2 separate regions of the Homo sapiens genome follow, and region 2 is linked to region 1. The links are chromatin loops, found by intact Hi-C in ENCODE. Cell type or tissue: endothelial cell of umbilical vein. All regions are shown on one strand. Each heading gives the region's core, and the rest is flanking DNA. Links, peaks and the distances in the headings are about the cores only.

Region 1 (16,948 bases), core at 6,677-14,676:
CCATTTGGAGAACAAACTTACTGGACATGACTAGAAAATTAAGGATGGGTAAGACAGTCAGTCCAGCCCCCTCATTTTACAGTTGGGGTCAGGCCACTTGTCAATGGTGGGTCTAGAAAGAGAACAAACATCTCCCAACTCCCAGTTCAGGGCTTTCTCCTTTATACCTCAGTGGCACCTAGTCCTGAAGTGCCTGCCCCAAGGACTCCAAGTAAGAGGAGACATAGCTTGTCCTTGCCTTTGTGCAGCTTAAAATCTAACTGAGAAGCCAAGACCTTCACACGTGACAAATGTAACAAAAATACAAATGGGAGATGATACATTCTAAATGACGCAGAGAATGGGATGCAGAAATAATAACCAAGTTTCCCTTTCCCACAGTTTTCTTAATCGCCTTGGGGCCCTCCACCTACAGAGTCCTGGCTGTTCACTGCTTCAGGGAGGATGGCAGCAGATAAACTTAGTAATTGAATTTCTGAAAATTTTGTTTTAACTCATAACAGAGGAAATGGTCTTGAAGGGCAAGGCTCTCTGTTGCAAGAGCTGGGCTTTTGGAGACAGAAAAGGCTTTCTGAGCCAGGAAAGGCTAAAAACCTAGAGCAGAGGGTTCACACTGTGAACCAGAAGGCAGAAGAACATGTGGGGCTGCAAGGGCAGCTTTTCCAGCTCAGATGCCAAGTTTGGGCTTCTGGTGGGAGGAAGACGACTGGAAGGAACTTGATGAAAATCTGTGTGCCAGAAGCGTTCTGAGAAAGGATCATGGATTGAACCTCTCCTGGGCTGAGCCCTGCAGGCATTGGGATCCCTGAGAAGAGCAGGACTGTGTCTTCACTTGTTAGGGGGTGAGGGCGGCAGCTCAAGATGAAGTTCAGCTCAATTATAGAGAAATAAAGCAGTACTGCTTTTATGTCTGAGTTGGTGACTGAAAATTCATACTCTTTATAATAGGAGCTTCTTATAGGAGTTCTCAATGAAGAGCAGAACGTGTTATAATCTAACAGATGGCGAGCCCTTCATCACACTGTCTCATAGAGAGACCTCTAACTTCCCAGTTCAGTCTATCTGTGGCCCTACATGTTTGAGCCTCACTCTCCTCAAGCCTGGGGCAATGAAATATTAAATATGGACTTGTAGAGAAAGGCCCAATTATCTCCATAATTGACAAAGGAAAGACGTCTTGCAACTACTGTTGTTACGAAAAGGAAAATCATTCTTCTAAGCACAGGTTGAACTGCTCAGCTTCACTTCCTTTGTGTGCCAATAATAACGTCAGAAGATGTCAGAGTCAGGTCAAAATAAAAAGGGGAGTGAGAGCATGTGGAACATTCCTTCCCTTCCCGAATCAGGTGATGTGCAAAATAGAAGTTTCACAAATGTGGAAGAAGGAGAGAAGGTTTAGAAAGAAGGAAGAATGATGGGATCATCTTAGTTTTCTTCGACTCTGAATTTTGTAACCTTGAAAGGATATGACTTGGCTTTTTGTATCATATTTTTCAGCTACTTCTAACTTGTTATACCATCAGCAGTTAAAGACAGCAGTATGGATGTTGAACAAAGATAGAAACTGTACTGGAGTGGAAAATATTTTCCATAAAGGCTGGACGGAGCACCAATGGCTTTGCTGTGGCTGTTACTGTAGTCCGAGGCTGGAGCAGGATTGTCATCAATACCACACTTCCAGTGAGGGCAGCAGAAAAGATTTCCCTGTGGTTCTCCAAAACCTGAAAGTCTCCCCGTTTATAACCGACTCCATAGAGTAATTTTGCTCATTGTTATTGTTTAAAAAACCTACTATCTATCTACATATGTATCTATCCAGATAATCTTTTGTGTACATAAAATCACAATTTTTATGACACTCTCATCCATGTCTGTGGGAGAGTGAAATGGCACCTTTGGAGAATACCCTAGCAATAGGGATCAAAAGCTTTAAAGAGTACAGTTTTTACCCCAGCAATTCCAATTGTAGGAGTTTTTTCTAATAAGGAAGGATATGCACAAAGACCTATTAGAAAGATGTTTTTGGCAATGCTGTTTACAGTAGTAAAACAGTGAATACAACCTATAGGACCAACAATAGTGAACTGGTGAATAAAGTACAGTGCAAAAATATAAGGGAATACTGTATGAATAGTCAAACTATTATAGAGATGAGTTTCCTGGCATATAAAGATGTTTGTACTATAGTTAGAAAATTAGACTATAAAACAAAATATACAATGCCATTTTTTAGTAAATTATTACCCAAAATGTTATATATCTACATAAATATATAGATGCTCAGAAAAAAATCCTACAAAGGCAGACACCAAATTATGTATAATGGTTGCTTCTGGATAGTAGGATTCTGGGTTTGCTTCTCTTTGCTAATCTGTATTCTCTGATTTTTCTGCAATGACTATGTATTATTTGGGTAGCAAAAAATTATTTTGAAATTGAGAAAAGCACCAGGCACATCAAGGTAAGGAGTAGTGGCAGTTATTCACTTTCGTTTCCTGTCTTGGGGGAAATCCTGATGATTCTGGTAGACCAGATATCCCTGAAGTACCACTTCAGCTTTTCAAGGGGGGAGAAAGTAGTCACGAGAAGTCTGCCTCCATTTTTCTTTCATATCCCGGATGGAAATCAACACCCTCTGTCGAGTTGAAGTCACACAACTAAAACTGACCTTTGAAACCAGAAGGACTACACCATATTTTTTTTGGAAATGGATGCCAGCGTAGCAAAGCATCAAAGGAGTTGTCTGTGTCATATACTGTCCTTACCCTGTGATTTCCTGATGCATATCTTTGGTTATTGCTTTTTTCTTATCAACTGTCAGATAGTTAATACTGCCTAGCTTTTCAGGCCCCCATTCAGAGGACTCTGAATATACAGGCCCCACACCATGAAATAACAATCTAATGGACTCACACGTTCAGCTTCAGTAGATTCCTTCATCTCAGAGGTTTCATTTGCCACTTCCATGGTCCAACAGGTAAGGCTGCTACCTGCTTCTCAGACAAACCCCAAACACACACCTCTACCCTCTTCATAAGGGATATATCCCGTGTTTTAGAATAAACCACTCTCAATGGATAAACATATTTTCAATTATCAACTTAAAAATGCAAATATCAAGTGAAAAATGTTTTTCATCTAGATATTAGGTGGATCCTAGAGCCTATAGGTTTTAAAAATTAGAACCCAAAAGTAAGAGATTCAGATAAGCCACCTGTATCAGGGATGATTTAAGAGCGAGCTTGCATAACGAAGAGATGGGCTAGCTCGGTGCTCCTCAAACTTTCAGTACATACAACTTACTGGCCTCAGGAGGCCTGGGATTCTGCATTTCTAACAAGCTCCTGGTGATGCTGATGCAGTGGTCCCTGGACCACACTCTGAGCAGCAAATTTTCCAGTTTGGTGATTTTATACGCTCTACCAGGCCATTAACACCTTCCCTGGGCAGCTGACAAAATGTGAAGCAAGCAGGATGCCCTGACCCACAACAGCTGGCATTCTGTGGCTCTGAGGCTGTGGCTGAGCCAAAACCTAAGTGGCTGCAAAACCCAGACCTGCCATAAATGCCACACCCAGGCCTGTGGCCTATTAGTGTCACCTACCAGCTACATGCTAAATGGCCCCAGCCCTAAGAGGAGGCCTCGGAACCTGACAAGTATCCCAAAGCCCCTCCACAGAAAGCTTCAATGCCTGGGGTTGTGGGAAGAGCCACCAGCAGCAGGGCCCTCTCTCCACAGTTAGGGAAAGCTGGAGTGAGGCCCCTGGCTTCTGGGGTGGGGAAAAGAAACCTTAAGGGTGCTCTCTCATACCATACACCTACAGGGACAGTAGCTATAGGTATACAAGATGCCCCATGCCTGGAATACAATAGATACTACTGAGTAAAAGCTTGAATTCTTCAGTCACTTTGAAGGAAAAGCCACAGAAGAAGACAGACTGGATAAGGAAATCAGATTGATCTGTACAGATGTACAGCATTTCAGTGGTTTCTCACTGGTTTCTGCAGCCATGGCCACACACCAAGATGGAACATGTTATCACTGACACCATCGACCAACACTCAGCCCCTTATGGAGAACCCGATCCAGGGCTGCAGACTCATTCCAGCTGTGCCACAGCTCACCCTGAATCTCCTTTGAGAAGAGTTTTGCGAATAAACATGACTGTTGTGCCAGGACATGGTCTTAAATGTAATAAAAATGGAAATAGTTCTTATTTGGGGTTCGTTGGCTGGAAGTTGCATGCTCAAGTACTTCCAGCTCTGTGGATGGTAGAGTAGAAATTCAAAACCCTATGATATTCCTCCACTTGGAAATAAGTACATCATCTCCCCAGTGCTTTCATTTGTTTTATGTCAACTGCTGGGTTTACTACAGTATATCAAACAATCATTAGTATTACTAATAAGCCCTTTGGAAGCTAAGGAAGTAAAAAACTAATGAAAATAGGGGCAGACCTGAACTGAGACACTCAAGGTATACAACTAACTCTAAGAGACTACATTCTAATTTAGAGAATATTGGTGACTTTTCTTTATGACAATTTTACTGCAGTAGGGTGTGAAGCTGGGGATGGAAGAGGTGGATTTTTGAGTCTTTTCACAAACCTGTGAACACTGCCAACTCCATGCTAATCACAAAATTAAGCAAGTTCAATAGCTAAAATTGTTCTTTATGAGAATTAATAAACAGATTTGAGTTTTGCCTAGATCTTATGGAATAAGACTCTGGAAGAATATTTGTTTTGAGAATTACAGGGAAAGTATTTTACACAGAAGAAAAAATGAAGACTCTAACATTTACAAATGGATAAAAGTTGACTACTAGCATCTCTTCTGACACATTGATCTTCCTTTTTTGGAGATGTGATAAAAAACTGGCTCTAAAATGAGCAAAATCTGTCAATAAGTTATCATCTTCTCTAATGAAAACAGAAAGAAAATAATAAATACTTCATTATCCCAAGTCTGAATTTAGCTCTTGCATATGGAAACACAGATCATATGTATTCACATATTCCGCATTGGTGAGGAGTTCTACAGTATGCAATCATGTCTTTTCCATGTGTTGCTTTCAAAGCTCCTACATTGGCTTATCACAAATGTAATTGCTTAATTATATCACAATGAGCTCATCTTTCCCTCCAAAATGCTGAGGGGTTGCAAAAATGTGGCCAAGGCCAAAATCAAAACATTTATTGCATCAGTATCCTGAACTTGTAAGAAAATATTGAAATGACTGAGAAACTAAAGGGAGAAGGCAGCATTTATGTGGAAAGAGACAGCTGTGAGGAAAGACAGTCTCAGGAAGGGATGAGATGTCTTCCCAGACAGAGAAGCGAAGCAGAACTGACAAGCCCCAGTGGTGGCTCTAGACCAGCTATAACGGCTTGTAATTAACCAAGACACCTGGACTTCCCTATTTGAAAAACACCTGTGATCCACCTGACCCCTTTTCTCTCAATAAGAGTGATCCAGGGGCCCAGAGCAGCAGCTGTGCCTAGTTGGGGCTGCTTCGAGGGCAGTTCAGACACAGCAACCCCAGGAAAGCAGTAGGGAGGATGTCGACAGGAAGGGAGGCTATCTGAGTTACTGGAGGGACAGAGCAGGAAGCTGGAAAAAGAAGGTAGGGCCAAAATGGAAGAGGGCAGGAATCTGAGTCCCCAGGAGGTTGAAAAACAGTTTCAGTGACTCACAGCCACCCATCAGTTGTGCCTTTTTGCATGGCTCAGTACATGTTCCCAGGCTCAAATCAGCAGAGCACACTGTTGGTGGCCTTTTCTCCCTGACTTCCACAGCCACAGAGAATTCCTCAGGGAACTGTCAAGGGGCTAGGAGAAGCCCTCTATCACTTCACCCAATCTTTTAGCATTTGTGCTTTCTGCTGTCTACAAGGCATTCCTGCCATCGCTGGCAGTTCCTAAGGTGCCAGATAAAGAGCTCATGACTAACTGAGTTTTGAGGAGGAACAGTTTTAGAGGCAAAATTAGGAGACAAAATAGAGAAGGTTCCTTCAGAACAGCCTCAAATAGGACTAGTTAATTCTTTGACTACTTCCTATTGGCTTATTCTGGGGCTAGATATCTTCAAAAAATGTCATATTTTCCTAAAAATATAATTTTTAAGTTCCTAATACCTTCTAAGAGTAATTCTCTAAGTATGATTATAATCTTAATTTGAATGGAAATATTCAATCACACATGATGCAAATTTCGTTAGCATTACGTGGCAGAGTTGCTTTTTTTCCTGGCATAATTATTGTTTTTCTTTTCTCCTGTTTATAAATAATTTCCCTCCTTTTATTTAAACTGCATAAGAATGTAAATTGTACATAGTGGCTTGATGATCTCATTAGATTTCTGGAAAAACAGGATTCTGGAAGTAAAAATTAATCTTCCATAGCAAGTATTATGATTTATTGAGATCTCCTGAGTGCCAACAGTGTGTTTAGCCTTTCAGAAAACATTGAAAAAAATAAAAATAAAAATCCCGTCTTCCTTGTCGATCTGAAAAAGGCAAATGAACCCGTTGCAACTGGAAAAAATTCACCCAGACAAAACCAAACCATCCATTAAAGAAGCCCCCCGGTCACATCCCCCGGATCTGGACGGGGACAGAGGACAAGTCAGCGAAGTGCAGTTCCATGATCTGTGAGGTGGAGGAAAAGAGGACGATGCCCAGCAGTCCACATGCCTGCCCCTACCCTAGACCTGTGCAGTTCTGTGAGGGGAGGGGCACAAAAAGGAGCTGCTGCCTCTCACCACAGTCTCTCTACTGTGACCGACCTATAGGCAGCTCACGGTTCAGAGAAGCTCGGGTTGATTCTGGCCGGCCCTTGCTTCAGAATTTACATTACAGGCCACGAGAGAGGATGCCCAGGCTTCCAGATTTTTATGCTGGGTCAAAAAGAGAGCAAAGAGAAAACAGGTAAGTGCCTCAGTGCTTCCCTGCTTCTTTCCTTCCTCCTCCTTCCTTCCATCTCTTTGTAGAGGAGTTTCTTGGACATTCATATCTCAGCCTCCTAGAGCTTCTGGAAGGGCCCTTAAAGGCTTTCCAGCCCAATCCTCTTATTTACAGAGGAGGAAACAAAGGCCCAGAGAGGGTGAATGACCCAAGAGCATGTGGCTAATTCACGGTGGAACTGGGACTAGAACTCAGGACACCTCACCACGCCACCACTCTTATACCTTTCGCTTAGTGATAACTTTTCTTTTTCTCCCATGGGGCAGCTGGCATGAGGAAGCAGCCCCCTGCATTTTGAGGAAAAAGACAACTAAATAGAATGGTGCTCTCTGGAGGGAGGTCTCATTACAATCCCTAGTAATGGAAACTCAGCTGTGGACAAACAGGCAACAAGGTCGATGCTCTTGCTAGCTTACCCCAAGGAAGCATTTCTGCCCCTGTGAACTCAGGAACAAATGGGTAAAGGAGCATCACGTGAATGTTGAGTAAGAATCACTTGCACACGCAGAAAAATCCACTTTGTAATAGTGAATGATTAGAATTAACTCTCAATTCCCAACAGGAACCAGGAATCATTCAAAAGCCACTGAGTCGAGAGAGGCTGACAGCAGTGGCAGAATGACAATGAGATGCAGGAGCTGCTCCCAGGATGTCAAACTGGGACTGGGACAATGCAACTGTAGGGCAGGGGCAGCCCAGGACCCTGCTGGACACAGACGGTGCCACCCCAAGTCTCAACTGTGACTGGGAGAGGCCCTGTAACTAAATCATTCAGGATAAATAACAAAGTCACTACCCTTCTCTCCACTCAGACCCCTATGATTATATAGTTTGTAGGGAAACATTATTTTAAAAATCTACTTAGGAAATATTTTTTTTTCTTATTGTAGCATTGTCAAATTGATACTTTAAAGGATTTAAGACTTTAGGTTTTAAAATTGTTTCCAAATCTTTTCAGAAAGTCAACTATGTTACTCTTCACTGACTGCTCAAGGGGCCTTCTCCTGAAAGTAGGTGGCGCCAGGATTTATGCTCCTGGCTGGGAGGAGAGGCAGGCCAGGCACCGTGCTGGTGCTGACGCAGGGACAGTCAAGCCTCCCCGCTTCCCCCTACCCGCCCCACCCCGGTACCCACTCTCCCCTTCTTCCTTATTAATGGAACCATAGCATGTGACAATGTAACCAAAGAAAACATAACATTTTTCAGACTCCCTTGTAACTAGGGTTAAACATGTGACCAAGGTCTGGCCAATAGAGAGAAAAATTACTGGGTAGAGTCTCTGAGAAAATTCCTTAAAAAGTGGGGATGGCTCAGCTGGCAGGTACTTTCTGCCCTTCCCCTTTCTTTTTTCCTGCCTGGAACAAGGATGTGATGGCTGGGGTGGAGGCAGCCATGTTATAACTCTGAGACAAGCTTGAGGAAGGAAGCCAAAAGCTGAGAACGGTGTAGTCAGATGACAAAAGGAGCTTCTACACCAGACCTGCACTGCCTCCGTGGACTTTTTTTTTCTTCTTAAGGGTTAGAGGAAAACGAATCCCTACTTGTTTAGCCATCATTTTCCACCATTATTTGTAGTCAAATACATTTCCTAACTGAAACACATATACACACTCACTCACCAAGAGGCCCCAACACTGAAGAGTGAGGCAGGAACCACCAAACATTTAAAGTAGAAAGGAAGAGCAATAGCAGGGTATTGATCCCAGCTGCACTAATAGAAATTCCAACTCAGAGGCTGCAATTAAAATAATGGAGAGGAAAACATCCCAAACCAAATTACCAGTTTTGATAACTATAGAGGTGTTGTGTCGTGACCAGAGGACTGATTTGTGAGCTACAAATTGAACTAAGGCTTCACACAAGTATTTTAGAAAAATCATTCTGAAAAGAAATGTAGCCTCTGGGCAAAACTGAGTGGAATGGAAATGGTGGCACAGAGAGAGAGAGAGTTCAACTGAGCTTTCTCTGGTTTTAGGAATGCAGGAGCTTTGGGGAATGAGTGCAAATCTCTGAAGCATTATTCTCATTATTACTAAGGTTCTTAATAACTAAGGGGCAACATTTGGTCTCCAGTTGGCTGAACTGACCAGAAATTGCTCATTGCAGTTATACTAATAATGAAATATAATTTGACACTAAATTACAAATCCAGATATAAAACTATCTGCTCAGTCTGTTATTGCAAAGGAAAACTAAGCCAGAACATCAATAAATAGAATAATCCAATTAAGTGTCTCTCCATTTGGGAACTATTTAGAATTCAGAGTTTAACAGGCTAGTGAGATAGGGCAAAACAATTTAATATTTACTGATTTAAACAATCAGGGCCTTTATATTAAGACAATTACTTTTGTTAATTTAAAATAAGTATTCAATCAATCTGAATGGCTTTGGTCATTTATGTAGTAATCTTAATCACTCTCAATTCTTTCTAGTTATGAGGCATAATTTCTCATGAGTAAATTTACCTGTACTTTAATATTAAATATAAGCACCTTTTTAATAACCAGAGTGTCTTTGTAAACATATTCCTGATCATTTTCTGCTGCATATAATAACCACTTATAAGCCAGGAATTACAAATACAGGATGATGGATTGATAAAAATGTCTGTATTCTTTTAGCCACATTTAAGTGGAAAAGTAATAGCTAAATTCCCTAATTACAACCTACATCGGTTATACATACTGATATATATGTATATCAATGTGCATACGTATTGGTACATATGTATTGGCATGTATAACCAATGTAGGTTATAATTAGGGAATTTAGCTATCACTTTTCCACTTTAGCTATAACTGTTCCAACTGTTAACACACTTCGCAGGATTTTGCCAGAGATAGATGTTCCCTCCATTGGAGAGGGAAGGATATTTGCCTGCAGATGCAGACATGCAAGGGAAGAGATTTTGCAAGAGATGAGCTGGAGCAACTGCAGGGATCCAGGAATTGTGCTCTGAGCTTTCTGTTTGCCTGAGGGTAGCAGGTATCTGATAGATGTTTGTTCAATGAAAGCGCTACCTCAGATTCTTCAGAGATGATGCTCCTAGAAGCATCCACAAGCAGCTGATAAAGCCTGGGTTACATCCTTCAGGCTGAATTTCTGTATGATCAGATTCTCCAGGAAAAGCCTCCACTTCCAGAGTTACAGCATCCTGTACCACATTCTTTGGCAAAGATGCTTTGGTGATTCTTACCTACTATAAAACCATGTACACACATGGCCTCTAGGGTACTGACCTCTCCGGGGACCGTTAGACAATGCTGAAGGATGTTTAAAAGATACTTACTGCTCGTGGAGGACAGGTGGCTGTAGTCGGACCTGAAACACAAGACCTCAGCGTTAGTAGAATTCTTTATCCAAATGATTTATTCAAGCCAGAATTTTAAACAGTCAGTGGTAAGTAGCATTTAGCTGGTAAAGAAATGTCACCAATTAAAAACTGCAGTGCTAAGGCTCATTTTATGCAAAATAAAGTTATGTCTGAATTTGAAAGAAAACTTTAAAGGAACTTTAGAATTCTGGGGGCTCTCATGTGAGTTCTGCAAATTCCTCTGATGAGGTTTGGAAGAAGCCATCTAAAGGTTTAGCAAAAATATTGAATGGTTATTTCTCTGGGGAGAAGCCCCAAAGTTTTCAACAGATTCACCACTCACAGATTCACTCCAAAGGTTACTGCAAATGAGCACCCTTCAAATATTCGCACAACACCATGGGGAAATGTTCTTTGCTAACATAAGCAGAGGATCCCAGCGCGAGGAGAGAGGGAACCTCAGCTGCGAAGGTTTCCACATTCAAGGTGGGGCTGACCACCAGGAAACAAAGGCACAATGATATTTCCACTGATTTCAGTTCCATCTGAGAAGAAAGCCTGCTGGATATTAGAGTAACAGGATGTGAGCTGTGATCGGGAAAGGGAAAAGGCAGGCTAAGGCTGGGGTGAAATCGCCCTTTCAGTTTCTATGCTGAGAAATCAGCTGCTGGCATTCAGCCTCCGTAAGAGTGGGGCTCTGGCCAAGGATCTGCTTAATCTCTAGTAAGTTTCTGCCCTACTTCTGTAGCTGTTAAGACTTTCCTCTCTGGCAACAAATTTGATATGGAAGCTACTTATTTTCTTCCCCTAGTGTCCCAAAGTCATTCTCAGTAGGAAATTAATCACTTTAGCACGTAGGGATTTATTCTGCCATGGAAGTTAGGGGACGAAGTTATGCAAATAAACTGCTTAATTATGTTTAATTTTATAGATATACATTCCTTTTATCTCCTTAGTCTCCTGCTGCCTTTCCTGAATCATCCAATTTTCACTCCATTGAACTTCTTGCCACATTTAAAAAAGTACATGCAAAACTTTTTAAAAAAATCATAAGCAGCATGCCTCTTACTGATTAAAATAACCTACATCACTCAAAATGCTGCATTGATTTATTGGTCGAGGAACAAAATGGAAGAAAACAACATGTGGTTTTCACTTTCACAAATGAAATACTTTAGTAGTCATGGAATCAATGAATTTTAAAACTGGAAAGAATAACAACTACCAACATTTGCATATCCCTTTATATATTACAAACTGCATTCATATATATATATATAATTCAATATTTTATTGACTAGGAAATTAAAGTGATACTATCTGTACAGAGGCCAGGAGGTGAGCAATGATTAGTGACTGAAGTTGAGTGTGCACGGTGGGTGGAGAGGAAGGACTCCGAAGGCAGAAGGGATTGACTGGCTAGCACATGGTGACATACTAGCTAAGGGAGACAACAGAGAGGGGAGGGTCAAGGATTAGCAACATTCTGAAGCCCAGGATTTGTAACCCAGTACTGGTGCATTAAATTCTTTCTGGAACCATTCAGGACATAAACTTTAGAACAATACTTGGAAATGTAATTATATATAAACTTAGTGACTGCTCAGCAAATATCCACTGTGGTAGATGCAACAGGAAAACAACTTGATTACAATAAAATCATCTTAAGATGGACAGACTTTAAAGAAATGTCATGACTATTCAAATACAACACACAATAAGAATGGCGATATTTCTATTTCTTTTATTCTTTAAAATGTGTATTTTCAGCTAGGATTTTCCAAATTCTCTTGAAGCAGATGGGATTCACATATGCATACATTTTAAAGATCTGCATACAGATGGATATGTATGTAGAATGAAATTTACACTTGAAACATAGTTCAAGAATCTTAAAGTGCAACAGTATTTTAGTGTCTTGGGACAGGTGCTGGCATAACTGATGCCCCTCTATGAGTCCCTCCACGTTTCTAGAGACTAAGGGCACCACCGGGTTGGGCCCGCCGAATGGTCAGCCTTCTGACAATCACGCTGATCCTGCTGCAGTTCCCTCCACATACAGCAGCCAATCTTTGCAAAGGATAAATCTGATCATGTCTCTCTCTGGATGAAATTCAAGCTCGCTAGTGTAAAACACAAACCCCTCTCTCCGTGACGGATGGCCCAGCTCTGCTGTCCAACTTTCACCCGGGTCCACCGTCACAACGGAAACACACAGAAAGTCACCTACAGCCTCCCACTGCTCTCCAGCCTCTGATCCTCAGTATATGCAATTTGTACACAGTTGCCATAATGATGGAGACACAATTTTGAATTGCTCTTTTCACTTGATACCATCATAACATGCTGCTACACATTTCCTGTAATTATCATTTTAAATTAATACACTATAATTTATTCAACCCTTTTGTTGGCTAAATGATCGCTCCTGGTTGTTCACCTTTACAAAACACACGGCAATGAGGTATTTATGAATATGGCTTTATATTTATTTTCTTTTCCTTAGAAAAATTATCATGGGTGGAAATATAGACTGATTTGAGGTATAAATACTTTTATAGCTCTTAAAATATATTCCAAATAACCTCAAAAGCTTATTTACTAGAAATACGGTTAGGAAAGACAAACTACAAAGCTTGAAACAATTCTGCACATAATAAATAGGTTCAAACCATTTCAGAGAATAACCAGGTATTTCATTAGGGTTCTCTGGACAAGTCTGTACTCTGGACAAGTTTTTTTTAGGCAAGAGGAACAGCAGTAGGGTAGCTGCCTTGAGATTTCTGTTTATTGGTCTCACCTTTTAAGAATTTAGTTAGCTGGCTATGCATAAGACATTCAGCCCTGCCAGAATGAAGCATGAAAGGTGAATTTAGAATGAAAAATTTATACACGATATAGAGCAGAATAATACAAAAATTATGTACATTCACACACCTGACAAATATAGACACATTTCCAAATATTATTTACTATTTGTGCCAATAATGAACAGAAAGTTAGATGCAGTCCCTTGTCTATATTAATTACAATATTACATATAGGGATTACATAGAGGTTCTGTACTTAAGACAGTTTACCCTATCAGACAGCAGCCTAGCTACCAAATGATATACTACATATATACAGAATACTACATATATATATATACTACATATATACAGAATAAATTATTTTCCAGGAAAATCATGGCATAAGAATTGATCTTGGCATTCCTGTAAAATTGATCTTGATGTTTCTGTAAAACATCAGCTATTGAGCATCATGAACTTCTTCTGTTAACCCTCATTGCACTGAATTAAATTTAGTGTTAACTAGCTCCACCTTGAATACAAAGATAACAAAGTACTAACAAACGATCTGGTCTTCTATACAGCATTTCCCCTTTCATCTTTTTAAAAGACCTATCCCATTTAAAAATTCATCCCACCTATTCTTTTCCACCCACCTATTTAAAGTCTAGACCCCTGATTTTTTGTTATGTCTTAAGTCACAGCGAAGTATCAATTGGAGGTCCTCCAAAGAAACAGGGCATGGTATGGCCCTACAGGTTCAGAAGCTCAGTGACAGCTGAGATGGAAGTGGAAGTTCATTAATGCCAGACCAAACTATTGAATGAAAATAACCCATCACATACAAAAGAGTGGCTTACATGCCAAATCTTGAAGACATCACTAATGAAACAGTCATTATAAAGCACTGGCTTTTATTTGGGTTTACAAGGAACTGGCTGTCCTTCTATTTAAGGGATTCTGTTTCTTAAGATAGTTTACCACCATCAGCAGCCGACTTGCCAGTTTTTGCTAACAGAAAGTACATAAAAGCACAAGGCATCTTTCAAGTGGATTTGGAAAATGGGAGTTTCAAAATGATATCAATTGCTACAGAAGAATACTAGTTTGCTTTTAGTCTTGGCCTGTATTAGGTGGGTGAGACAGCAGCAGCAGCATTTCAAGCAAAAGAAAATGTCTGAGCAGAAAACAAGAATTAATTACAGATCAGACAGCTCCTGGAGAGGCAACTTCACTAGGTGGGAAGCATACTGGAGATCCAGGCTTCAATTCATGCCTCTAACGAGCCATGTGCCCTCTGAGTCTCCATTTCCTCATCTGTAAAATATAATTATTAGAATAGTGAGGCATGCCCTGTAGTCTCTCAGATGCTCTGAATGATCAAATTACTTAAGGTATTTAAAAGCAACAGAGGATCTATTGTGATGAGTTTGAAAAACATATGGTCTTGAGTTCACCATTTTTATTAAATAAAACTCTAAGTTTATAATTTGGAGTGTTCCTCATAACAATAATAATATAGTATGGTGAGAAATAATCATGTACTAAGGGTTCTAGACACTGAACAGCCACTGTTCTAGGGGCTTTAAATATATATGCTCATTTAATCCTCACACCAACCCTAGAAGGTAGGTACTACTATCGTCATCCCTCTTGTACAGAGGAGGAAACTGAGAGCAGAGAGAGGTTAAGTCACTGGATCAAGGTTTCACAGTCCCTAAGTGGAGGAGCCAGAATATGAATGCAAGCAGGCTGGCTCTTGTGACTGTAACTTTCAAAGTGGCCAACATGGCCACTGGCAGTGGGACCCACAAAGTTTCTCGGAACTGTTTCTTCCATCATGCCACTGAAAGGATAATCAGCTTAAGCAATACCCTGACAGCCCTTGTTTCTGTGTTTTGTTCACACCCCCTTACCCCAAATTCTGATGATCCTAACTACCCACTCTCTCTCTCTGCCTGACCCTAGGTAGTTGAGCATTGCTGCGAGAAAATAAATAACAACGGGAACTCGTACCCCTTGTTATTTATTTAAATACGTAATTGCAAATTTCAACTGGGCACCCACTCAACATTGCCCCAAACAACTATTCAAATCTCCATTCTCCTCAGATGATGGAGGGCTGTATTTACACCAAAGAGAAACCCCATCTTGCCTGCCCTTCTAATTGCAGGAGGGGATGTCCTGCCTCCTACCTAAAGCCATCCATCCCCCTGTGGTATGAAGTCCATCTGCCTCCACTTTTTCAGAATGCTGACACTATAGGGCCAGAAGCAGTGGCTCACAACTATAATCCTAGTGCTTTGGGAGGCCAAGGTGGAAGGACTGCTTGAGGCCAGGAGTTTAAGACAGTTTCTGAGCAACATAGCAGGACCTTGTGTTTATAAAAATAAAAAAATTAGCTGGGCATGGTGTCGGTGGTGCGGGCCTGTAATCCCAGCTACTTAGGAGGCTGAGGTGGGAGGATTACTTGAGCCTTGGAATTTGAGGTTGCAGTGAGCCATGATTCCACCAATGCACTCCAGCCTGGGTGACAGAGAGACCTGTCTGTTAAAAAAAAAAAAAAAAAAAAAAAAAAAAAAAAAAAGAAAGCAAGCAAGCAACATTACAGATTATCATCTTTTCTCCTCCTTCTCCTTCCCCCTTCTATAGAATCCTTTCTATCACACTGATTGCTCAATTAGCACCTATATTTAAGAAATCTTTCTTCACTCCACTCTCCCCTTTAGCTACTGCCTCTTTTTGCCTCTCCTTTTTCCAGACAAAGGAATCCACCTGTCTCCTTTTCTTCACCTTCTACTGCCTTCTAGAGCCACTCTAATCTGGCTCCTGCCTCCACCACCCCGCTGTGAAATACCACTCTTCCTTCACTTCATCATCTCCATTTAAAAAAGACATTTAGCGTTCCTCATCTTCATTAGTTTCTCAGTAGCATAGTTGATCTCTCCTTCCTTTCTCAAAAACTCAAACCTCCCTTGGCTTCAATGATTCATATTCTTCTTTCTTTGACTCCAAGTCTACTCTTTCTCAGGCTCCTTTATCAGCTCATTCTCATTGACTGGGCGTTTAAATATAGTTTCTCAAGGCTGGTCTTAAAAAGCACCTGCTGCACAGAGTTGTTGAAGGATTCGAGGAGTCCATGAAATACATAAAGGCTTAGAACAGTAGGTGGCACATACTAAATGCTAAGAAAGTGCTTGCTATTACCTTCAGTTGATTTAGTCTCTCCCAGAGCTTCCATTGCCATTTTTAGGTAAATAGTACCCAAATGCAATGTCATCATGAAGACCTCCCTTCTGAGTTCCAGACAGATATACCCAACTGCTGATTCATCATCTTTACTTGGATGTCTTGCAACACCTCAGACACAGTGTGTTGAAAATGAAATGTCTCATATCTTGCCCAAACTTGGTTTGGAATAGATCACCAGCTACTTTGAGAATCTGATAAAAAAAAAAAGTTCTCTTCTCATACAAATTCACAAAGCACATCATTTTGCATACAACTTGAAGGAATTCATGGACCCCAAATTAAGGATCACTGCCTTAGCAGATGTGTCACTTGAGCTGAGTCCTGAAAGAAGAGTAGAGTTTCACCTGGCAGACAGGCAAGTCAGGTGGGAAGGGCAGAGCTGGCAAAGAGGGCAGCTTGACAAAGGCGAGGAAACAGAAAAATACAAGGCGCAAAGAAGGACCTGCTGAGAAACAAGGCCAGGGAGGGAAGAAGGGACTCCATAACAGGAGTCAGGGCATATAGGCCACGTTAAATTCCTTGCATTTGTAGATAACAGAGCCATAAAAGTTTGAAAGGGAGAGACATGATCAGATTTGCATTTTAAAAATACTAACGATAGCAAACACTTGTTGTCTTCTATGTG
Region 2 (16,948 bases), core at 703-8,702, 150 kb before region 1:
TTTCTCCTATTTTCATACCATTTTGGTATATATTTTGTTATGTACATCTACATTTATAATTTGTATAATTAGAAATATATAGTGTGTTCAAAAACTGATCAAGATCTATGATTACTTTGGAAGTCGCTACTCTCTATAAGTAATTGCTACAAATGAAGACTTGTGAGAGTTTCTATATACATTTCTAATTTTTTGGATGTAAAAATTAATGAATACTCAATTACTAAATTTTGCGTAAGACCTAAAAATATTTTCATTTCTATAGATTTTCAAGTGTTTATCTTTTTGTTGTGAATATTACATAACTTTAGCATTACATTTTCAAGTGTTTCCTTTCAGCTTAATGTTGCTTTTAGCAGTAAATCAAACTCTTACTAGCAAGACGGAGGAACTGAGTAAATTTTGATAATGAGGAATATTTAGTTTTGTTTCTGAAATTTCATGTAAGTAGTAATTACAAGACTTTCCCCTTTAGCCACCTCGTACATCTCATCCTGTAGTGAAGTTTTCCTGTACAGACTGTGAACCAATGGTTATTGATAAACTTCCTTTTGACAAATATGAGTTGGAACCTTCACCACTGACTCAATTTATCCTGGAAAGGAAATCTCCTCAAACATGTTGGCAGGTAAGCTGAACAACTTACAGTGACCCCAAAATTTAAATGAGGCATTTCTTAAAAAGCTGAATTGAATCAATGGTTTATGTAACATTCTTTAAAGGTTATTAAAGTTTTAACCGCTCCTTTTTAACAGGTGTACGTGAGCAATAGTGCAAAATACAGTGAACTTGGTCATCCTTTTGGTTACTTGAAAGCCAGTACAGCACTGAACTGTGTCAACTTATTTGTGATGCCTTACAATTATCCAGTCCTTCTTCCCCTCTTAGGTAAGTCATTCTTGTCACTTTCTCCTTGGCTTAGCATATAAAAGTTCTCCTAAAGCGCATTTCTTTGTAGTTTTTCTTGTCTTCTGGAAATCAATGAAAATATTTTGAATATTCTAAAATGTTGAACATCTTTAAGAAAATATAACAATCTGTTCGTGTTTACAGTAAATTAAAAGATGATATTGAAACACTTTTTAGTCTGCAATTTAATAAAGGTATTTTTTTTTGCGGGGGGGTGGGGGAGGGAGGGGACGGAGTCTCGCTCTGTCACCCAGGCTGGAGTGCAGTGGCGTATTCTCAGCTCACTGCAACCTCCGTCTCCCAGGTTCAAGCGATTCTCCTGCCTCAGCCTCCCTCCCAAGTAGCTGGGACTACAGGCATACACCATCATGCCTAGCTAAGTTTTTTATTTTTAGTAGAGACAGGGTTTCACCATGTTGACCAGGCTGGTCTTGAACTCCTGATCTCAGGTGATCCGCCCGCCTTGGCCTCCCAAAGTGCTGGGATTACAGGCATGGGCCACTGTGCCCGGCCAAAGATATTACATTTTAAATTTTTTAATTAAATATTCTAACTTTTCTGCAAGTTAGATTTCTAACAGTTAGAATTGGTAATGTAGGCTTTCTGTTTGAAATGAGACATTTTGTAGAAACATAGTATAGTTAACAAGATCTGAGTGCATTTTCTAAGAATTTATCTACACTTTAATTTTCATTTGGCAAATATTTTTTAAATAAAGGAATTTGTTCCAAAATAATTTGATAAAAGCCTAAAGTTAGTTTCTGGGTACAATCTAGCTATCATTTTTGAGGAGTGCTGTTGGAGAAAACTTACCTTCCATGAAATCACATTAAATTTAAAAGTTATAGTCAAAATATTAGTACGTATATTTTATAGAAAACATTGTGCATGCTTTGTTTCTGTCTTCAAATCTGCTTTGTGTCTAGGTCTAGGGAGGGCATAGATTTTCCTTGTGTGTTTTCTGATTCTAACTTAATTCCTGCATGTACTTTTAGACCATAATTGGCATCTTTTCATTTTATAGAAAATGACAAAACCGTAAATCTTACTTTCATGTTAAAAAACGTCTGATGTTACTCTCTCAAAAATAACAAAGCAGACTTTAAAAAGGAAACGTCTTTGACTTGACTTCTATGTGTGAAAATAATGAGTAGTGATAGTTTGTTCACATTATACGTTTCTAGATGACTTGTTTAAAGTGCATAAAGCAAAACCAACATTGAAGTGGAGACAGTCATTTGAAAGTTATTTGAAGACAATGCCTCCCTACTATCTTGGGGTAAGAATATTATTTAAAAGAACTTGTTGGCCGGGCGCAGTGACTCACGCCTGTAATCCCAGCACTTTGGGAGGCCGAGGCGGGTGGATCATGAGGTCAGGAGATCAAGACCAGCCTGGCCAACATGGTGAAACCCCGTTTCTACTAAAAATACAAAAATTAGCTGGGCGTGGTGGCGGGCGCCTGTAATCCCAGCTACTCGGGAGGCTGAGGCAGGAGAATCGCTTGAAACCGGAAGGCAGAGGTTGCAATGAGCCAAGATTGTGCCACTGCACTCCATCCAGCCTGGGCAACAAGAGCGAAACACCGTCTCCAAAAAAAAAAAAACAAAAAACTTGTTAATTATATTATGCTTATGGTTTATTGTGGGTATTATAAACTTTTATTTATTGCTTTTATAGATTAAATGACATGAAAATTGAGCATACAGATGACCACTATAGGTATAAAGGTAAAGAGAGGTTTCAGTGATTTGCAGAGTAGTGATGATGATCATGATCATGAGAACATTTATGTACTGCTTACGTAGGCCAGGTACTGTCCTAAGCAACATCATTAATTTATACAGTTACCCTATGAGGTAGAAATGATTATTGGTTCTGTTACATAGATGAGGAAACTAAGGCATTAAAAATTAAATAATTTGCACAAGGCTACATAGCTAATATGTGAGGGGATGAGGAGCCTGAAATTCAGTCTGGCTTAGATTTAGGCTTTTAACCTCGAGTGTTGTACTACCTTTTAAAATTACAGTTTTATGATTATAGTTGTCTCTCAGTATCTGTGAGGGATTGGCTCCAGGCTCACCTGTGGACACCAAAAGTCACAGATGCTCAAGTCCCTCATATAAAATGGCATAGTATTTGCATATAACCTACACACATTCTCTTGTATACTTTAAACCATTTCTAGGTTACTTAATATGTATATACTTTTATACTGTATTGTTTAAGGAATAATGTCAAGGAAAAAAGAGTCTGTATATATGTTCAGTACAGATGCAACGATCCATTTTTTTTTCCTAACGTTTTCAGTCTGTGGTTGATTGAATTCACAGAATACGGAATCCATAGATATGTAGGGCCGACTATATTTATTTTTAAGGGTGCACAATAGTTTTTGTTGTATTATTTCCCAAATCTCTAGAAACACTTTGTAAGGTGGATAAGTGTATATTCTTATAGAACCATATGCTTTAGAGGACTTGATTACTTCAAAATAGTGTATCATAGTAGGTAAAACCAATAATGTGCATTTTATTAAATACATGATTTAGTTTGTGAAAGATAACTTTTTAACAAAAGTACTTAAAATCACTTATGTATTCTGTTTTGATGCAGGAATATTATAGCATTTGGCTATAAATAATCTTTCTAAATCATCCCTAATATAATTAGGAGATTAATTTCTTGAGCTTTAAAAATCATGACATTTTATAGTTCTAACAGATAAGTTGTGTTGAATGTCTAGCACACAGTGCCTGGCAAGTAGAAGGACAAAAAAGAACAAACACTTCGAACAGGAACTGTTACATATGTTGACTCATTTACGTTTCATAGCAACCCTGAAGATTTAGCCAAGCCAGATAGGTGTTAAATATCAGGGCTGGGATTTGATTTCAGTTTGACACCAGTGCTTATACACTTTCTAATATGTCAATGATTATCATCCTTTTTCTGGCTCTATCCGATTCACAAATGCTAGACACTCTTGCTAGTGATATTTTTCATCGTATAAAGTACTTCTCAGTCTCTCCTTACAATTGAAAGTTTTTTTTAACTTTCAACTACCACATCCATAATAAATATTAGATTGTTTTTTCCTCCTGCTTATGTTTCCTTCAGAGCTTTTTTTCAGCTCAGCATATGATAATAATAGTAATGATTAATAATTTGTACCCAATGGTTTTATAAAGTGCTTTATGTGTATTAACTCATTTAATCCCATGACAACCCTGTAAGAGTAGGTATTGTTATTATCCCCATTTTACAAATGAGAAACTAAGCCACAGAGAGCCAGAGAGCTTATTTATAATCTGATCTAGAATCATATAACTAGTGAGTGGTTGAGCAGCTAATTACTCAAAAGTAGAAATCTTGCATTTTCCTTGAGTGTTTTTCACTTACTACCCATGTTTTATCAGAGCTACCTCTAGAATGTGTCTTCTGTCCATTTATTCCAAACCTAGTTTCTCCCAGTGGTACCAAGGAAGACCAGTATCTTATCCTTCTTGTCTTGGGGAGTTATTATGGCCTCTAATCCTTTTTAACTACTTCAAACGGCCTTTCATCCCACTGACAAACATTTTACTGAAACATAAATACGATTGTGTTACTTCCTTATTGAGGAAAAGAAGGGGAAATAATTTTTTGGAGAAAATTTTAAGACAGACTATACATGGAACCATAAGTTTTTAATAAGCTTAATATTGAATGATGTTTTCTTTTTTCCTATAGCCCTTGAAGAAAGCTGTTAGGATGATGGGAGCACCTAACCTAATAGCAGACAGTATGGAATATGGACTTAGTTACAGTGTCATTTCATACCTCAAAAAACTGAGTCAACAGGTAATATCAAGAAATAGAGTGAGCCATTAAGTATTTTGAATGGTTTTGGCTAGGATGGTTAAACAGGTTAAAAGCTAGTTCTTGATGGTTCTAATGGAATTCCATTATATTAATATATTACATTTTAGAGCCATATATTACATAATTCTGTCTCACATCCATGGTGTGCTATGTTTTGAAACATTAATTTGAAAATTATATAATAATTCCTAATTTATGAAAATGGCTTCATGAGTGTGGTCCTAGACTTGCTATATGTGAACATTATTTATCTTTTGAGAAATTTAGATTAGAAAGTCATTTTTCCTTAAAAAAGAAAAAAAAAACTCTTTATGTTTTGAAACCTGCAGATTTTTCTTTCAGAATGGGAGTTTCTTTGAAATGTTTGTAGAAAACACTGAATTTTGTCATTCTGGCCATAAGTCACATTAATAAATACTATAGTAGTCAAGCAGTATATAGTTTAACTGACTGTGAAATTATTAATGTCCTATGAAATACATTATTTCTCCAGTACTTCTGACATTGCTACCTTAACTACAAATCAAAAGGCAGTTTGGGAGGAGTCAAAACATTGCTTCTTGCTTTCCAGGGAAGAACTGCATAATTATTTGCCATATTGATGTGCTAGTAAAAATGTCTTACATAATGATGATTTTAAAAAAATAATTTACCGTCACCCCTGAATTGGGAATACACATTTTTGTTTAGTGTGCATTTATATTTCATGGTTTAGGTATAGTGGGTATTAATAAATAAAATAATAAATTGAAATTGTGTTTGTCCTGCTCCAAAAGTTTAGAGTTGTAATGATTTAAAATCATAAGACATTGTTGTTTAAACTATGTTTAATTTACCCAATACTTGACATAAACTATGCTACTTGAGTTTTTAACTTCTTATATACTTAAAAAATATATATTTAATTTATAGAAGATCATAACCATTAGTATCTGATTTATTAATTTAGATTTTATCAAGATAATTCTGACTTATTTTTACTTTAGGCCAAAATAGAATCTGATCGAGTCATTGGATCTGTAGGCAAAAAAGTAGTACAGGAGACTGGAATAAAAGTCCGGAGCCGATCACATGGTTTATCAATGGCATATAGGAAAGATTTTCAACAACTCCTCCAGGGAATTTCAGAGGATGTCCCTCACAGACTGCTAGACCTTAATATGAAGGAATACACTGGGTTCCAAGTTGCTTTGCTGAATAAGGTAATAATCATGAATTTAGTGCTACTCTAGTTATGTTCTGTTATGTTACTGGATAAATCACATTTTCTGTTAACTCTGACATTCAGTTTATCCAGACTTTAAAGAGTACTTCTGTACTCTTGTAGACTAATGATCATTATACTGTCACTGCTAGAATTAAAACAGTGTACATGGTGTGTGAATGAATGGATAGATTGATGAAGAGTAAACTAACTTGTTTATTTTATAGATGAGAAAACAGAGGTTTAGAAATTGCTTTAAGTTGCAGTAGTGGATGGTAGAATTCACTATAGTTTTGTACTTAAACTGATGACCCTATTAGACCCACAGCATGATCCAAAAATGCTTTGTGAGTACTCATGGTTACAGATATCTTTATCCCAGCAGCCTTTTTGTAGAAATAGGCAAGCTGATTCTAAAATTTATATGGAAATGTAAAGGTCCTGGAATAGCCAAAACAATTTTAGAAGAATAAAGTTGGAAGACTTATATCATCTGATTTTAAAACTTATTGTAAAACTTACTACAGTGATCCATGCAGTGTGGTGCCATCATAAGGATAAACATAGGAGATTAGTGGAACAGAATTGAGTCTAGATGTAGGCCCTCACACACACAGTCAATTCTTAACAAAGATATTAAAATAAGGTAGTGGATAAGAAGACAGTCTTTTAAACAAATGGAACAATTGGATATCCATATGCAAAATAATGAATTTGACCATTACCTCATATTATTTGAAGTGGTCGTGATCTTAAATGTAAGAACAAAAACTATAAACTTCTAGAAGAAAACATAGGAAAAAATCTTTGTGATGTTGAGTTAGCAAAGATTTCTAAAAGCACATAGCAAAAATGTTGATAAATTGAATTTCATTAAAATAAAAAATAAACTTTGCTCTTTAAAAGAAACATTAAAAATGAAGAGGGAAGCTACAGCTTGGGAGAAAAGCACATATCAAATAAAGGACTTGTATCAAAATATATAAAGAATTCATATAACTCAATAATAAAAGGACAAACATGGGCAAAATATTTGAACAGACATTTCACCAAAGAAAATATGCAAATACAAATAAGAACATGAAGTAACACTCAGCCTTATCAGCCATTAGGGAAATGCAAATTAAAACCATAACGAGATACTACTTCATAACTGCTAGAATGAATAAAATTTAAAAGACAAAAAATACAGGGATTGATGAGAATGTGGAGCAACCCTCCTAACATTACTGATAGAAAATAGTTGATATTTTCTTAAGAAGTGTAAACATAAATTTGCTGTACAATCAGTCATTCTACTTGTAGGCTTAGCATGCCAACATGGCAGCATTTTTCATAATAGCCAAAAACTTGTAACAGTCCAAGTGCCCATCAGCTGGTGAATAGATAAAGAAGATGTGGTGTGTCCATATAATAGACTACTACTCTGGAATAAAAAGGAACAAACTACTGATACATGAATAATGTCAATGAATCTCAAAAACATCATGCTAATTGAAAGAAGCCAAGTACAAAAGATTAGACGTTGCAAAATTCCATTTATAAAATGGAGCATAGAAAGAAAGCAAGTCACGTGGTTGCCTGGGGATAGGAATAGTGATTGACTGCAAGTGGGTACAACAAACTTGGGGATGGTGGAAATGGATTATGATGATGGTTTCACAACTATAAATTTACTAACATTCATCAAACTATATACTTAAAATAGGTGATTTTATGGTATATAAATTACACATCAAAGCTGTTTTTTAAAAAACTTCAGTTTTTAAAATTTGGAGATTGATTTTTACTTAAATGAGTTTACTTCTTTTATCCAGAATATATAATAAAATCTTTAGAGTTAGATGGTGAATTGAGATTGTTTGGTTGAGCTCACTACCAAATTTTCATCTTTTGGCCCTGAACCGGTACATTAAGATTATATCATATGTCTTTATTTTATTTTTTTTAAGCTAACCAGTTTATATATCTTATTTCCAAACCTATGCTGCAGGCTAGAGATTTTAGTCTCTTGTAATTCTATGTTTGACAATAAATTTTGTCCTCGAATGTTGTTTAATAGGATTTGAAGCCACAGACATTTAGAAATGCTTATGACATACCAAGACGAAATCTTTTGGATCACTTAACAAGAATGAGATCTAATCTTTTGAAGAGCACTCGCAGATTTCTGAAAGGACAGGACGAAGGTTAGAACATAGTTTCAATACTGGTATTTTTAATTTTTTTTCTTTATAGTCTGAAAAAGCATAGCATGGTGATGTAAATTTCAAAGAATTATTACAGTACTATAACATTCTTATTGTAAGTTCAAACAAATGAAGTAAAAGGTGAATCATCCCTGATTCTGTACCTTTCTTCCTACCATCACTGTTGCCCCAAATTCTCTTCCCTAGAGGTAACAACCTTTCTTAACAGTTTAGTTTCCTTTTATAGCTTTTCTCATGCATTCATGCGCGCACGCGCGCGCACACACACACACACACACACACACACACACACCCACTTATCAAACTGTATACTTAAAATAAGTGATTTTTCTTATCTCAATCATTTTCTTGAGATAATACCAGTATCTGATGGTTTAACTCTGGATGGCCAGTTTCATGACATTTTCTGATAATTCCTTCTTCACCTTTATCCATGGCACCTACTATAAATCAAGTCAGATGAGACTTTAAACGTTTGCCACCTCTGATTTAAGAGTTCTAACAATAATTTTATATAAAAGAGTTAGCTATGCGACTTTTTTTTTTTTTTACCATACTGTACTTCCATTTTCTACAAATTCTACTATAATTAAATTCTGTTTATTTGGAATAGCGCAGAAGAGAAGAGATACATCTTTCACGGTAAGATCACACATACTTTTTTTTTTTTTTTTTGAGTCAGAGCCTTGCTCTGTCGCCCAGGCTGGAGTGCAGTGGTGTGATCTCGGCTCACTGCAACCTCCGCATCCTGGGTTCAAGCGATTCTCCTCCTTAGCCTCCCTAGTAGCTGGGATTACAGGCACGTGCCACCATGCCCTGCTAATTTTTGTATTTTTAATAGAGATGGGATTTTGCCATGTTGGCCAGGCTGGTCTCATTCCTTACCTCAAGTGATCCGGATGTCTGCCTCAGCCTCCCGAAGTGCTGGGATTACAGGCATGAGCCACTGCGCCTGGCCACACATACTTTCTGTATGTGTGGAATTAATGGCAATGTATGTATGTGTGAAATTAATGGCAATTTTTGTTTTGTTTAGATGATGAGATCAGTATTTTAAATTTTATTTTAAAATATTTTGTCGCAGTGGTTATAATTGCACCAAACAAATTTAGAATATGTTGGTAAAGAAGACTGTCTAGAATAACACTAGGTAGCATTCATATATAAGGAAACATTATTTGAGAACTAATTGGAGGTTAACTTTTTTTGCTGTTGTATTCTTTTTGAAAGATCAAGTGCACAGTGTTCCTATAGCACAAATGGGGAACTACCAGGAATACCTCAAGCAAGTACCTTCTCCACTAAGAGAACTTGATCCTGATCAGCCACGAAGGTTGCATACATTTGGCAACCCCTTTAAGCTGGATAAGAAGGTAATTTTGAAATGTTCTATTATGTAATTTGTTTATGGTAGGCACTGTCAGTTTTATAGTTCTTAATTTAACTGAAGTAAGCTGAAGCTATTTTCCTGGTAGAGTATCTAATAAATATGAACAGAATATAGTTACCTTCATTGGAATTGACACTGGTTGTGCCATTTAAACATTGTTTGTAAATTCAAGAAAGTTGTATTCTTTTTTGCTAAAGGGTATGATGATAGATGAAGCAGATGAATTTGTGGCTGGACCTCAAAATAAACATAAACGACCCGGAGAACCAAATATGCAAGGGATCCCTAAAAGACGTCGGTGTATGTCTCCACTACTAAGAGGCAGACAGCAGAATCCTGTTGTAAACAATCATATTGGGGGAAAAGGACCACCTGCACCTACAACTCAAGCACAGCCAGATCTTATTAAACCTCTTCCTCTTCATAAAAGTAAGAATTGTTTTTTTCTTAAACATTATTTGCTGCCTTTTGGTTCCTTTTCAAGGAAGATATTTTTGTTATAGATTATAGAAGGAAATTGATTAGTAGTACAATGAGTGAATGAATGTATAGAAAATTTGTTTAAATGAGCATGTAATCATTTTTGTATGTCTTTTTAATGAACATTTGAACATTTCTTATTTATGATGCTTTATTAGCTATTATGTTCTAACATACATTTGCAAATCTTTCAAAATAATACTTTCGAAAGGAGCATTATCACTATCCACAGAAAGATGGTTTTCAATTTCAGTTGAAGTCAACTAATTATTAAATATGTATGCTATTTTGGATAATGCTGTGCTTTGAGGTATACCACTGAAGACAGGAGTGATCTCTGCCCTCATTTATAATCAGCAAGGAAGGTCAGTCATTGAACAGATATTGGAAGTATGTTGAATGTTACGAAAAAGATGTCAAGTATATTCTGGAAGCATTTGGCAAGAGGATTTAAGTCAATGAAGTCAAGGCACTTAACTGAAGAAGTTAATGCTTAAGCCAAAAGCTGTGCCGTTTGCTTATGCTGGAGCAATAGTATGTGCAGAGGCATAAAGAGAAAGACATTAAGGGAATTTAAAAAATTCCAGTATAGCAAGGGTGTTGGGAATGAGGTAAGGTGAGAACTGAAAGATAGAAGCCAGATTATGGAAGGTCTTGGAAGCTATTTTCAACTTTATTCTAAGGACAGTGAGAATCCACTGAAAGGCTTAAAATGATGGTGACCTAATCTGATTAGCATTTTATGAAGACCAGGTTGACTGTAATGTGTGTGGACTATTATCAGAGAGGAGCAAGAATGAATGTAGGGAAACCCTAATGAATTAATGGACTTATCAATTATATATAGTGGTCATACTTACAGCATGTTAACTGAAGGGAAACAAAATATTATATGACTCCTGATGGAAGTATCCAATACTGCCTTTGAAGTTGTCTTACCCAAAAAAAAAAAAACCAAACACCAAAATTGAACATCAATGTAATCAAACCAATTTATAGGAAATACAGGGGACAGAGAAACATGTGGGATACCGTTAGTAAAATCCAGATTGTAGAAAACTCTACAGGACAAAGAATCTGTTGGGTTTTTTTCCTGGAAAAAAAATATTTTTTCCAGAAAAATAAAAGGGGTACGGAAGGATTTTACAGATTCAAATGTAGTTTAAGAGATATATAAGCCAGTTGCAATGTATAGGCCTTAACTGTACTCAGAATCAAACAAAATCAAACTTTTCCACAAACAGAAAACATGTTGGAGAGTATGGACACTGACTGTATATTTGATGTTATTAAATAATTGTGCATGCACAGGAATCAGTTGGGAAACCCGGGGAACAGATGCTGCTGACCTGACAGTGGGGTTTCAAGAAGAATATGTATTTGAGAAATACCTGGACATACCACTGAAGGACTTGGTTACTGGTCAGATGTTGGGACCAGAGCAGGGGAGGAGTCAGACGTATGTCTTGAGAGACACTGGGTGGGTGGAAGAAGAAATGATAAATGAGTTTAGTTTAGAAGTGCATATTAGGTCATCAAGTGGAGATCCTAAGTTAGAAGATGAATATTGAGTTTGGGCTCAGGAGAAGAGGATTGGGCTAGAGGGGTAGTATGAGAGGCAGGTTACTGCCTATTGCACTGAATAAAATCTCACCAAGGCAAAAAGAAGAAAAAACGCTCAGAACAGAACCTTGAAAGTGCCAAAGTTAAGAGGAGAAAGCAGAAAAGGAGATTGAGAAGGAAGAATTTTAGAGCTAGGAGAAAATAGGGGAGAATTTAATGTCATGGAAGCTAAAGGGCAAGATAATTGAGTGGGTAGTTGTCCCAAATACTTTAAAAAAAAAAAAAAAACTGTTCAATCAAGAGAAATGGAAAGATTCTGTGGTCTTTGGCGATCTTAGCAAGAGCAGTTTCTGTGGAGTAAAGGGGCAGAGCCTAACAAGGGGTTATGGGAGGAGTGAGAGGTGAGAAAATGGAAACAATGGCTATGAGTATAAACGACCAGTTAAGTTTAGTTGTAAAAGGAAGATGGGAAAAGAGCATGGTATCTGGAAGAGTTCACAGGGTTTTGAAAATGGTGATTTTTCTTTGTTTTTAATATCAGAGATGCTTGAGCATGTTTCAGTGCTGGTGGTGGAACCAGTAAAGAGGGAGAGGTTGAAAATAAAAATGAGAAAAGGCATACTCAGCACAAAATTACTGAGAACGCAAGAGGGAATGGTCTAGAGCATAGATGAAAGAATGCTCCCTCCATTGACACTGAATGTGGGGGAAGTGGGGCGAGGGTGTGTGCAATTTAGTTAGAGGAAGGTAAAGGAAGTCCCTTAATCATGGCTTTGCTTTTCTTCCGAGCTCTGTGAGGTAGAAGGTGAAGTATACTGCTGAGACGGAAGGGGATATTGGGAAAGTCAGAGGTTTGAAGAGAGTGAGGGAGTTTAACAATCTCTGTGGGAGAGAGAGAGAAAAGATTGTGATAAGGTTGCTAGACAGTGCCTGGGATCCAAGTAGAGATGGTGATTGTGACCACTCTGTAGAGCTGGGCCCTATTTCTCCAGCAGCGCTCATGATTCCAAATGCAAGTCTGGGGCAAGCAGATAGTGAGTCAAGAGATGGGATTTTGCTTGGCAGATGTTATGGGAAGACAGTAGAATAAGAGAAATTCAGACATTAGTAAAAGTGATATATCACTTTTACTTACAGGGATATAAGCCTGATACAGAATTGGCTACTTAGAAGGGATATGGTTAATAGGAGGAAGAAAGTAGAGGAATTGCTAGAGTCAAAGTCTGGCTGAGTTAAGGAGCAGTAGCGGGAGTACTGTGAAGATGATACTCCTCCATCTCTGAATTTGTCTGGATGTGAAAGGCGAAGGTGTAAGTGTAAGTTCTTTAGAGAGAAGCTGGGGAATGGGGAGGCCAGGTTCTTAACAGGTGATCTGCTTAAACACTGAAGTCACCACAGCACTTCTCAGACTTGAATATGCATGTGAATCACCTGGGAGGTCTAGTTAAACTACAGATTCTCATTTATTCAGTCTGAGGCAGATGAGCATTTCTAGCAAGCTCTCTGTTGGTGGTACTGCTGCTTGTCCACACACCAGACTTCGAGTAGTAGTAAGAACCAAGAATGAAGTCAGAAGGGCTTTGGGGGTGGAATGTGCATGGCAGATGTGCTTGATAGCAATAACTGAAGCATACCTTGAGAATGACCCTGCTTGCAGACAACACCTGCATGCGGTTGGGAGTTCTGAGCTAGGGAATAGGGTGGCTAACCCAAAGATCCATTCCCTATCTATAAGGAACATCTGTGCCCCTAACCCATTGTGAAGTGAATGCAGGCCAGACAGGGGATTGAGGCCCTTTGTTTTGGGTTAAATGAAGGTTGCCAGGTGGAGGTTGTTAGGGGGAAGAGTGCTAAGTGAAAATACGATATAAACTGTATACTTTTTGCAAGCAGTTGCCATTTTTCTGCCCAGCCTGCTGCCACTGGGCCGTGCAGTTATCCTGTCCAGCCCACCACCATTGGACTGTATGTAAGGTGCTTCTCCTGCCTAGCTTGCCACCACTGGGCTTGCTCCCCTTTATGTAGCCCCCAACAAAACGCCTTGTCTTGTTTGCTGGCTCTGGGTCTCTTCTTTGGCTTCTTGAACTTGGTGCCATCCCCACTGGAGTTGATAGGGGCTCAGCACAACAGAAGGAAGGCTATGAACTGGGTGCCAGAGACAACAGTGGCTTACAGGCTTGTACCCTGGAGATTGGCCTAAGATAGTGATAAGGAGAGACAGCGTGAATGGCATGGTTGAGTCTCACAAGAGTGCAAGGGAGTAATTTTGCAATAGCACTAGGAAGTGAAGGAATCAGTGACTCCATGTCCTTTTATGCCTATGGAGATTGTGCAAGAGAAAGCAATTTCTACTTTTGGTCTGGAAAGGAGAGCAGTCTCCATACAGGAGAGCTGGGTTTCAGTTAAAGCATAAGTTGTTGTAGAGAATATTCAGTAAAGAGGAGTTTGCAAATCATGGAATCGAATTTAGGAGAGAGTCAGGAATTTGGGGGATTTGTGATGAGTGTATAGGGGAATATGGGTAAACTAAGTTTATAGTTTGGACAGGAAATGAGGACAGTAGAGATGAATTCAGCTGGGATCCTGGAGGTTGGTGAGCAATCAGAGAACTTAAAATTCAGCTGCTTTCTGTGGGGCAAGTCTAATAATCTGGTGTTAAGAGGAAGGCTTGCGAGCTTTCAGTTTTAGTAGTCTAATAAGCTGAAGTGGGCACCAGGTTGCTCTGCACTGGTAAATAAATGATGACTAGATTCTCTAGTTAGAAGGTATACTGTAAAACATTACCTGTTTGGTGGTATGTTCCCTGCAGAATTTGGAACAGTTAAAGGCAGAAATATAAGTGGAAAGTAAAAACTACCCAGTGTTTACTTTTGCCTCTAAATGATACCAGATGTATAAGGCATATGTGTGAGTTAGGGCTCTCTAAGGTAGAGATAGATGACCGTGATAATTTTGATCATAGATATTTCATTGAAGTATCAAGAACCTACTTGTTTCAATAAAATTGCTATAGAATAAACCAGAAAACTAAAAACTACTTGAAATTGGCTTTATTTTTTCCTCCAAGGGTAAAAATTGTAAATATTTTGTAAATACTGTGTATGTGTCACATTGAAATCTACCGTATCTTTGGCAATGCTTAAAAACTATATCACATTATTTGTTAACTTGCATTAGTCAAGGAAAACAGTTGACTTGCTGTAGTAATGTTCTTTTGTAGCTTTATTTACTGTATGCTTTGAGACTGGATCCCATAATTTTTTCCCCGTATCTTTGTTTTTAGTTTCAGAAACCACTAATGATTCGATAATACATGATGTGGTTGAAAATCATGTTGCAGACCAACTTTCATCAGACATTACACCAAATGCTATGGATACGGAATTTTCAGCATCTTCTCCAGCCAGTTTACTGGAACGGCCAACCAATCATATGGAGGCTCTTGGTCATGACCATTTAGGAACCAATGACCTCACTGTTGGTGGATTTTTAGAAAATCATGAGGAGCCAAGAGATAAAGAACAATGTGCTGAAGAGAACATACCAGCATCTTCACTCAACAAAGGAAAGAAATTGATGCATTGCAGAAGCCATGAAGAGGTCAATACTGAACTAAAAGCACAAATAATGAAAGAGATCCGAAAGCCAGGAAGAAGTATGTATAATAAGAGACGAACCTCAGATCTGATTTCTGTATGTGCTCAAAAAGCAAAAAAGAAAAAAAAAGTCAAGTAACTGTAGTAAAAGAATACATATGATTCTAGATCTGTCTTGAACAACATCTCAGTTAAGATCCTTTATTCATCTGACCAACACCAAATATCTTCTATTTCCAAGGTACTAGGTATGGTGGTAGGCAGCAGGGACTGAGAGCAGAGCAACACTGTACAGATAAATTGACAGGAACCCATAGTCTTGAATATTCTGACCAACGATGGAATTTTAATATAGCAGCTAGCTCACAAGAGATATAGTGAAAATTAAATGACTTCATGTCTGTAAAGTTCTTGTCATAGTGCCTACCACTATGTTTAGTAGTTAAACTGTGATATTATAGGATATGTTTAGGCCAAAAAACTAAAGTTATGAAAGCTCTCTGGTATATGAACACAAAAGAACTTCGTGGGAAAAAGTTCAGTATTATTGGCATTCATTTAGAGGATGTTAACAGATCACTTGCCCTGGGGTAGTAGAATGACCTGGGTGGTCCAGAAATGGGAACAAATCAGTCCTTGGAGTTCAGACGTTTATAGCCCTTGCAGAGTTTCATATGAAAACTTTAAACTGAAATAACACTCTTAACCTGTCTGGTTTTTACCCCCACTTCCCAGTTACCCCCATGTTAGCTGTTAGAATTTTAAACTGTAAGGATGGAGTTTTGTAAAGGCCACTTGTTCTTATTTTTTAGTGATACTACCATAAAGCTATTTACTCATCCTTTTAAGCTTTATGTTTGATACCTTAATAGGAACTTTTACTTACAAAGCAGGGTTTGATTAGTTGTTTTATCTTTGTTGCTGTGTACTTACTTTTACATATATGTTAAAATATAAAATCTCTAATGAGTGGTGAAATTTTTATGTAGAATGTTTTTATCTCAGTATATCTTAATATCATAAACTGCAAAAGAAGAATATTGAATAAGAATACAAATGAAAGGCACTTAATTTTTCTTTTTGTTTCTTTTGCTTTAAGAATATGAAAGAATCTTCACTTTACTGAAGCATGTGCAAGGCAGTTTACAAACAAGACTAATATTTTTACAAAATGTCATTAAAGAAGCATCAAGGTAAATAAACTATTGCATATAATGAAATGGTGATGAAATGAGTCCACAGTTTATATAGGCAGTATTTTAATAGTATCCGTTTTGCACTTGTATTGTTTATAAATGTATATGGCATACCAACATATAAATAAATTCTTATTCTTTTTTAGTTTATTGAAAGAAATTCACTTAGAAAACAGCCACACATACATTCTTCAGGAATTATGGACCTTTTCTCCCTACAAATTACTGGATACTTGGAGAATTCTTGTTATTCTTCTCTGTAGCTTTTTGATATCTTTACATTAATATTTTATAACCTTTAATTTTTCTCCTTTATACATTAATATTGGTGACTAAAAATAACGTACTTGAGTGTCATTTATTTTTACATGGGAAAACGTAATTAAGGAGACAAGAATTGGACAAATGGGCCTTATTCTGATTGTTTCAGTAGCCCAGGATCATTAGTACATTGGCCCTCTGTATCCCTGGGTTCCACATTCATTGGATTCAAGCAACCACAGATTGAAAGTATTTGGAGGCGGGGAAATGGA

What was found. Peaks named below come from ENCODE experiments on the same cell type or tissue, not always from the same donor. Only the 100,000 strongest peaks of a DNase experiment are listed, where the experiment ranks them.
Region 2: it touches region 1 in a loop (1.9-fold over the local background); 1 of 110 quality-filtered maps calls a loop at or near these places.

The regions. Positions count from the first base shown.
Region 1 is chr13:51,224,687-51,241,634 of GRCh38, reverse strand. FAM124A (family with sequence similarity 124 member A) reads right to left here. Exons shown (of 4, transcript NM_001242312.2): 2 at 10,256-10,287. Among named protein-coding and RNA genes, the nearest start is that of FAM124A, 11 kb to the right of the region's middle. In endothelial cell of umbilical vein, for the core only: no CTCF peak of the experiment used is centred there; a DNase peak (open chromatin) is centred at 10,914; H3K4me3 peaks cover 436 bases; H3K27ac peaks cover 803 bases.
Region 2 is chr13:51,367,269-51,384,216 of GRCh38, reverse strand. INTS6 (integrator complex subunit 6) reads left to right here. Exons shown (of 18, transcript NM_012141.3): 8 at 476-628; 9 at 756-888; 10 at 2,094-2,188; 11 at 4,645-4,755; 12 at 5,763-5,978; 13 at 8,043-8,169; 14 at 9,421-9,563; 15 at 9,778-10,009; 16 at 14,907-15,278; 17 at 16,319-16,412. Among named protein-coding and RNA genes, the nearest start is that of MIR5693, 27 kb to the right of the region's middle. RefSeq lists an enhancer at 13,037-13,536. In endothelial cell of umbilical vein, for the core only: no CTCF peak of the experiment used is centred there; a DNase peak (open chromatin) is centred at 3,746; H3K27ac peaks cover 1,516 bases.